Linked DNA regions of Mus musculus: region 1 is linked to region 2. A link is a contact called in ENCODE Hi-C or POLR2A ChIA-PET data. All regions are on one chromosome and are shown on one strand. The core of a region is the stretch at or near the end of the contact, and the rest is flanking DNA. Distances in the headings are between cores, read along the strand shown. Region 1 holds the start of Ptbp1 (polypyrimidine tract binding protein 1). Region 2 overlaps Palm (paralemmin).

Region 1 (4,216 bases), core at 610-3,109, 52 kb before region 2:
AAAGGAAAGAAAAAAAGCCCAGTTTTTATAAAGCATACCAGTGACCTGGGTCAAAACTCAACTCCTGAGCATCCTACAACGCCAGGGAGCCTGAAATATAGGTAAGGAGCAGCCCAAGACAGTGCTTCCTGATGGGGGCTGGGAGCTCCTCCAGGGCCACACTGCTGATGGCAGGCAAAGTGGCCTTGTTACCATTTACAAACCAACAGAGCTGCCGGGATACACCCTAGGTTACTGATCAACCCCAGCCCCTCGTGACTGCACCCTGCCGCCTCACACCTAGCCTGCTTACAGGCAGCAGCAAGCCTACCACAGCTGGCAGGTTACCAAATGGCTCTCAGGGGTCTGCCTCGTGAAGGGATTCCACCAGAAGTGGTGGCTGGGGTATGTGTAACCCTCTGCTTGGTTTACTGTTTTCAAAGAATCTTTTGCGACATTTCTCTGCACTCCCTTCTAGAACTCACTTCGATCTGCCTATCTCTGGCAGGATTAAAGGTGTGCACCACCACACCCCGCTCAAAGATCCTCGGTAAGTTGCTCAAAGGAGGCAACTGGAGACTCCTGTCTGTCATCTCAGCACTTAGAAGGCTGAGGCAGGAGGACTGCCATAGGTACTCAGCTTGAAGCTAGGCCAAACTACTTTTCAGAATCGTGTTAAAAGGAAAGCCGCTTACTAAGCCTGGTGACTCAAAGCACTAGGGAGGTTAAGGTGGGGAAAATCAGGAATTCAAGGCCAGTCCTTATCCAAAAGCCAAACAAAAAGTTTCAACAAAAAAGTCGGGGCCTGGTGACGCAGGCCTTTAGTCCCATCACTACGCAAGCAGAGGCAAGCGCAAGCAGATCTTTCAGACCAGCCTACAATGAGATCCGGTCTCCAAAACAAACCGAAAACTACAAAAAGTTGCCAGTGGAGGGGGCATCCGGGAAGCATGTGGGAGATACGGATGCCAGGCCGGCGCCCACACCGGAGACCGAACTGAACCTCACTCTGGCCCACCCGCCCCTCCAATGGGGGGCCCTGGAGGCCTCCTCCGGACACCTCCCCCCAGGCGGGAAGGGCGGGCGCGTTCGGCACAGGTCCGCGCGCGTGCCCGCACCAGGGCGCGCGCCCTACTACGCGCGCGCACCCGGGGTCGCATGCGGCGTGCGAAGCGACATTGCTCGGGGCACAGGGCGAGCCGGCCGGATTGGAGCACGGCAGGCGGGAAGGATCGCAGCGGCCGAGCCGCTCCGAGTGAGCGCGTCTCACCGGAGGGAGCGCGCGTGCACGCGGAGGGCGGGAGGGGGGCGCTGGGTTCCTCCGGATGAACCGCGCGGGCACCGGAAGTGCGCTGGGCGAGGGGCTTAAGGGGAGCCGAAAGCTGGGTGCGGTCGCCCTAAGCCAACCGGCTTCCTTAAGGGCCTCAGACGCCCGGGATTCCGAGCGCGCCACGCGGAACGAGGCCACACGCACGCGCCCATTGCAGCGGTTAGAGGGATCGGCGGGGGCCAAAAGTCCACGCGCGCGGCAGCGATGGCTGGGACGGAGTGGTGAGCGGAGCGGCGTGCGAGGGGCGCGGCAGGACTTACCCGTCCATGGCACACGGAAGAGACCCGCGGGGAACGGAGCGGAGGCGCAGGAATAGCAGAAACCGACCCAACGGCTCCGAGTTATAGACTCACAAGATGGCGGAGACGCCCGCACACGTCCCCCGCGCGCGATCCTCATTGGTTCCCGCTGCGGTCTGTGGGCGTGGTCAACCCCGCCTGCCCCCGCCAGGGCCTTCTATTGGTCAAAAGGTTACTCCAAGGGCGAAACGCATCCAGACAGCAGACAGCTGTTGGGCGGGACGGCCGTCAGTCAAGACGGAAGACGGAAACGGCCGGTGGGGGAGGGGGAGGGAGTGAATGAGTAGACGCACGTGATACCATCTGAGCCAATGAGCGAGCCTTTGTTCGACCCGTGGGACGCCATCTTGAGAGTGGGTACGTGGCGGGTCAGACGCAGAGAAGCGTGCATTCTGGAGGTTGCCTCCATATTGCAAGCAGGCACTGGAAGCCGTTAGCCTCCAACGTGAGAGTAAAGCAAGCTGCTTCGCCATCTTAGAAGCGGGCAGAAAACCCCGTATTGCCCTAGCTTGCTTGTGGTCACGTGGCCAGAATTTGGCCTTTCAACCGAGTTTCTCCTGGACTAGATCGCAACGAGGTGGAGGCCACGTGCTTCATAGACGCAGTCGCGACTAGATTGTGAATCATCTCTTTCCGTCTTTTGTCTACCCACAGCAGCCAAGCTCCATCTGTGTCGCAGGGATGGGGAAACCGAGGAAAGGAGCCGCAGTGTGGCTGGTTCTGCCTAAAGCTGGGGAAACGAGGCTACAAACTCAGCAGCCGCAGAATCCACTGGAGGGACGAAACTCCGCCCTCTTGTACCTTCACCCCAGCAGCCAGGATTCTGCCTTCCAGTCCTGGGGTATCACAAAGCAAGACGGGTTCTCCAAGGCCTAGTGCAGGCTATAAAACAGATCCTTTGGTAGGACTCCCAAAGGCACAAACTATCCGGATTCTTGTCTGCCTGGTTATCTGCTAAAAAAAAAAAAAAAGCCAGGCAAGGGGGAAAAGTTTCTCCTCCGCCCTGCACGGGAGGTGAGCCCAGAGCACTGGCCTCCCTTTTCTGTAATACAGGGCTCGTGGGAGGCGGGGCAAAGGGGCTGGCGGCTATACTGGTTTCCTTGCAGATCTGGCCAGGGGCCCAACAGCCTTGGAGCCCCAACGCGGGCTTGGTGCCAGAGGATTCCAGCCTGGATTAGGGGCGGCTGCCGATTTCCATGGAGGCCGCGCTGGGAGTGAGGTCTTTCAGGCCCCAGCCAGCCGGCACAGCAGCTAGCTTGAAGGCCCAGAATCACTAATCAGGACCGTCTCGCGGATTTAGAAAACACATACACACACACAACAAGGCATAGGATTTGAGCCCTCTGGGACTCCCATCAGGTCCTGGCTGGACCATCAGGGATAAGGTTGGCTGCCAGTTTTTGTTCTCTGGGTGGCTGGTGCCAAGCAGGAGCCCCACCCTCAGAAGCTAACCTGCACGGGTGGCTGCCAGTGAAGTTGGAGGCTGCTCATGTCCAAGAAGCACAGGTCTACACTAGCAGAGTTTGTTGAAAGCCATTTCAGAGACCTCCCAGAACCTTTCTTATGAAAACGGTTTGTGTGTAGCCCTGGCTATACCGAACTCCTGCTGGCCTCTAAGGCCCAGAGATCTGCCTCCTGAGTTAATGGCCAGCCCCACCACGCCTTGCTTCCCGGAACCACTGAATGGTCTTGTTCACCTTCAATTCCTTATCTGCTTCCTGATCCGAATCAGACCTCCATTACCCAGTGGGGAACATTTAATTCCGAATCCCAACCCCTGCGCTGCAGAGACCCAGCCTGAGGCTGGCCTCACATAGATCCACTGCCCCTGCTTCCTGAGTGCTGGAATCAAAGGTGTGTGCCACCATGCCCAGCTAGAATTGTTTTTGAGACAAATTCTCAACTTTGTGACCCAGATTGTCCTGGAATTCATATCTCAGACTGGCCAGCAGTGATTGTCCTGTTTCCGAATCCTGTGGTGAAATGACAGGTCTGTGCCTCTATGCCTAGCCAGAGTGAGTTCAAGACCAGGTTGGTCAACATAGTAAAGAGGGCAGGGGGAGGGGGAACCTCTGCTTTGAACCCCCCAAAGAGGGCCTAGGGGTGTGTCTCCGGGGTGGAACCCCAGCCTAGAATTCCCCAATGAGTTGAGTGTAGCTCAGGGGTGGAGCCCCAGCCTAGAATGCCTCAGTTAGGGGCTGGGAGTATGGCTCAGCATTAGGACACTGGCCCAGCACACAGGAGATCCTGGCTTCCTTTTTCAAAGCTGCCAGAGCATATTTTAAAAACGATTAATGTTCTGTGTTGCTGCTGTGATGCAGCGCCCACAATGGACTGCCTCTAACGTCACAGATGTGAGCCTTGCATCTGGAGCCCAGAAGTCTGAGGCCGGGCTTTGCACAGGAAGTGCCTTTTCTGTCTCCCAGATTCTGGAGCTCCAAGTGTCCGGGACTTGTGACAGAGTCCCTGTGTGTGCTTCTGTCTTCAGACTGTCTCCTACTAAATCCGGCCTGGATAATTTCAGTTTCGGGACCCTGAACTGCATCTACAAAGAACCTTTGTGGTGCTAGGGCTGGAGCTCACTCCCACCCCGCCCAACTAGACCCGT
Region 2 (4,158 bases), core at 1,201-3,700:
CCTCAGGTCCTAGTGCATAGGCAACACTACCAACTGAAGAACCTCCACTGCCTCTCACTGGTATAGTGAGATAGGGTCTCAGGGAGCTGCCCATGCTAGTCTGAAACATGCAATCCTCCTGCCTCAGCCTCAGCGAGGCTGGCTTCCACAGTGGGTTTCGGGAGAGGCTGGTCTCAGCTTGGCTTTGGGGACCTTACAGGGTCCATGGGAGCAGTCTTTCTTGGCTACTTTCTTCCTATGAGGCCCACTTCTTATTTCCTTACAGCCCCAAATGTCCCTGACCAAGCCAGACTTTTACTGTCCCCTCCCACTTCTCTGCCTCCCTGCAACCGCTCTATACCCAACAACCCAAACTACCTTCTCATAACAACAACCCAACCCTGCCTCTCTCCTTCACTCACATCATCCAGTGAGAAGTCTGGGTCTGGTGTGGCCAACTTGCCTGGGTCCCGGGTCTCCCTACCTCCCTACACCCAGGCCTTTGCATCTCCTGGGAGCCGCCTGCTGAGTTCTCTCAAGGTGGAATGCTGTGTGCAGAGGGGCTAGACACAGAGGGGCTGCTGTGCAGGCAGAGGTCACTCAGCACTCCCTCCTTTGTCCTTCTAGGAAGAGCGCAGAGGTGAGAAGGCCTTCTCCAAGGCCATCTCTTTTTTTTTTTTCGAGACAGGGTTTCTCTTTATAGCCCTGGCTGTCCTGGAACTCACTCTGTAGACCAGGCTGGCCTCGAACTCAGAAATTCGCCTGCCTCTGCCTCCCGAGTGCTGGGATTAAAGGCGTGCGCCACCACGCCCGGCCCCAAGGCCATCTCTTAACCCCAGGACCTGGGAGGCAGCAGGCGGCTACATAGTGAGTTCCTAGAGCTACATAGTGAGACTGTTTAAAAATAAAATCCAGGGGCTAAAGAGATGGCTCAGCAGTTAAGAGCACTGACTGCTCTTCCAGAGGTCCGGAGTTCAATTCTCAGCAACCACATGGTGGTTCCTAAGCATCTGTAGTGAGATCTAACGGCCTCTTCTGGAGTGTCTGAAGACAGCTACAGTGTACTTACATATAATATAAAATTGAAAAGATTAAAGACCCTCGGGAAGAAGGGCCACGCTGAACTACCCACCCAGTGTCTAACTCCCCCCATCAAAGAATCAGGTGGCCACAGGCGGGACATAGGGACAGCTGTGGGCGGGTGAGACAACAAAGCCGTCAGTGTCCTCAGCTGGACGGCCTGTCCCCAGTCCAGGGCCTGATGAAAGTCAAGCGGACACAGCCAGCCGACATAGAGGCAATGTCCCAAGAAGACAACTTCCATCCCTCAGTCCCTTCCTTTTCCATATTGTCGCTGCTTGGTCACAAGTACAGTGCGCGCAGCTGAGCCCTCCCTGCGCACCCCTCCCCACCCCCAGGCGCCACTGCCACGGTGGATGGCGGGCCCGCGGGAGGCGGTCGCCCTGGCAACCTCGCTGTCCCCATGGCAACGCGAGGCCCCGAGTGTGGAGGTGGAGCCTGCGCTGAGCATCCACCCCCGGCCCAGTGCTAGGGGGCTGCGAGACATCCAGTAGCTTTAAGGGGTGCGGGGAGAGGGCGTTTTACTCCTATTTTGGTTTTGGCGTGCCCACACATCTCCCTAGAAAGGGTCCGGACAAGGCAATGAAGGTTAAGAGGGAAGAAATATGCAAATCATTAAGCCCAAATCATATCTACAGGCGCAGCCTGTGATTTCAGCAATAGACACACTGAGGCAGGAGGATAGTGAGTTCAAAGCCAGCCTGAAAAACTTGGTGTGACCCGGTATCAAAATACAGAGTGAAAAGAGACTTTGGGGCTGAGGTAGAGATGGTGGGAGTTGCTCCAAACATGTAAGAGGCCCAGGTCATCCCCGCATTCAGGAGGATGGGGTTCCGGGAGTCAGTTCAAGGTCATCCCTAGTTACACAGAGAGCTGGGAAGCAGCCTGGGCTATGTGGGACTCTTATCTCCAAAAATAAAAATAAAAATAAGCAGGGACATAGTGGCAAAAGCCTTTAATCCCAGCACCCCAGAGGCAGGCAAATCTCTGAGTTCGAGACCAGCTTGGTCTACAGAGCAAGTTCTGGGAAAGAGAAACAATGTCTCAAAAAACAAACCAAACCAAAACAAAAAAGGTTTTATTTTATATGTGTGTGTGTGTGCAAATAGAGCGGGGCACAGTGGCGGATGTCTACCATCCCTGTGCTTGGGAGGCTAAGCAAGGGAACTTTCAGTAAGCTTGAGGCCAGCCTGGGCTACACACACCCTGCGAGAAACCCCCGTGGGATGACCTTTGGATTGGGGTAGGGGCTGGGAAACACCAAATAGAGGCCATATCTACAAAGGTCTTGTATAAGCATGGAGAAGCTGACATTTAGTTTTAGTGAGACAGATGGCGTGCTGCCAGCTGTGTGTCCCCAGCCAGGTGACTTGTGGTCTCTGCTGAGCCTGTCCTGGTGCCTCTGGAGATGGAGACAGTGGGCACCAGCTCGGAGCACCCCATGCCCATTCAGCCTGCCACTCAAGGAGTCGCACCTTCTGGGGATTATTTTCGGGCACCCAGTGGGGGATCTGGGCTCCTTTGCTGCTTTGTGTGGGCGGTTGAGGACCAGGGAGGGCCTCATCTCCCAGCTCCTGAGATAATTCAGCTCCAGATGAGATAATGGGAAGCCAGTGACAGCCCAGCCCAAGCCTTGGCTTCCAGTTTTGTTTTTGCAAGGCCCAGAGAGGTTATGCAACAGGCCCAAGGTCACCCAGCGGCCAGGGCGGCTCAGGCAGGGATGGGGTGGGGGAGGGGCACAGGGGGTGTTGACCATGCTTCTCCTTCCACAGCCTGGGCAGCTCCAGTGTCCGGCAGGGCAGCAATGAGAGGGATCAAGCTGGTCAGGCATGGAGCCCAGTGCCCAGAACATTCCTGAAGCTAAATGAAAGGAAAGCGCTGATGGTAACCTTGGCCGGGAGGGGAGGGGGCGGTGATGAGTGGGGACTGACAGGGCAGCCCTTCCCCCACTGAAGCCTCCAGTGTGGGGTTGCCCAATCCACCTGTCTGGCACCCCCTCCCCTCGGAGCACCCCGTGTCTCCTGGGCTCTTACTATTTGACACATTTAGAAACACGCAAACCACCACCACCACCACCCCAGGCTCTAAACCCTAACCTAACCCTATCCCTTAGGCTGGCTTTCCCTTCTTTTCATCAGCTCCAGCCTTTCCATCCCCCAAGATAAGCTGGGCACAGCCTCTTCCCCCAGGGAGCTCTGCAGGGAGTCTCCTCAGGCTGGAGGGGAGACTCAGTCATCTCCCAGCAGGGCAGGCCCATGCCAGGGGAATGGAGACTTTGGCCACTAACCTGTGGTTGGATGAGAAGCTGGACCCTGCCCTGGATCCTCACAGGTGAAATGAAAACTCAGGCATATTCTAATGCAGAGATCAGTTTCCACAGACACGTCGTTCCCCCCCCCCCCCAACACTTCCAGGAGCGATCCTCAAACATCTGGAGCCTGCTGTGTCCCCTGAACCTTGGTGCTTGCCATTCTGCCTCCCCCAGATCTCACCCAGGCCACCCCTGACCATCTTAATTCTCAGCTCAAACACTCCTTAGCCCTAACCTCCATGACTCATGACACTTCATCATTTTTTGTGTCCCATAAGAACAAAAAGAGCAGGCTGGCAAAATGGCTCAGCGGGTAAGAGCACTGACTGCTCTTCTGAAGGTCCTGAGTTCAAATCCCAGCAACTACATGGTGGCTCACAACCAACCGTAATGAGATCTGACGCCCTTTTCTGACGTGTCTGAAGACAGCTACAATGTATAATAATAAATAAATCTTTGGGCTGGAGCGAACGGAGTTGACTGGAGTGAGGAGTGAGCAGGGGTCCTAAAAATTCAATTCCCAACAACCACATGAAGGTTCACAACCATCTGTTCAGCTACAGTGTACTCACATACATAAAATAAATAAATCTTAAAAAAAAAAAAAGAACAAAAAGCGCAAAGCTTCAGCATATGTCACGGCACGGAGTGACGGAACGACAGGAGCGGCCGCACCCCTGCACAGTGTGGGGCTCCATCCGGAGACTGGAAGCTGAAGACCTAGGGTGGAGTGACTGCTGCCGGTGGGAGCTTCATTTTGGGGTAGTGGGGTGTTGTGGCGCGGTGGG

What was found. A loop is a pair of places that touch in the nucleus more often than their neighbours do. ChIA-PET counts read pairs that join two places held with the same protein, here RNA polymerase II (POLR2A).
Region 1: POLR2A ChIA-PET joins it to region 2 with 31 read pairs in Patski. The contact joins the promoter of Ptbp1 here to the enhancer-like site in region 2. A Hi-C loop is called at or near these places in 1 of 37 maps with a recorded cell type or tissue (gastrocnemius). POLR2A ChIA-PET finds 5 or more read pairs at or near these places in 3 of 5 experiments (Patski and embryonic stem cell).

What each region holds. Positions count from the first base shown.
Region 1 is chr10:79,852,075-79,856,290 of GRCm38, reverse strand. Ptbp1 (polypyrimidine tract binding protein 1) reads right to left here and starts at 1,859. Exons shown (of 14, transcript NM_001077363.2): 1 at 1,570-1,859. The coding sequence starts at 1,577. E130317F20Rik (RIKEN cDNA E130317F20 gene) reads left to right here and starts at 1,320. Exons shown (of 1, transcript NR_029447.1): 1 at 1,320-4,216.
Region 2 is chr10:79,801,156-79,805,313 of GRCm38, reverse strand. The region is part of intron 1 of Palm (paralemmin); the gene reads right to left. Gm40713 (a long non-coding RNA gene) reads left to right here. Exons shown (of 4, transcript XR_871867.3): 2 at 2,832-3,390. Among named protein-coding and RNA genes, the nearest start is that of Gm40713, 3.8 kb to the left of the region's middle. Within about 2 kb of position 2,450, at least 3 of the 3 ENCODE cell types and tissues checked have a DNase peak (open chromatin) inside an H3K27ac peak, as active enhancers do; they include gastrocnemius, where a contact is called at or near this core.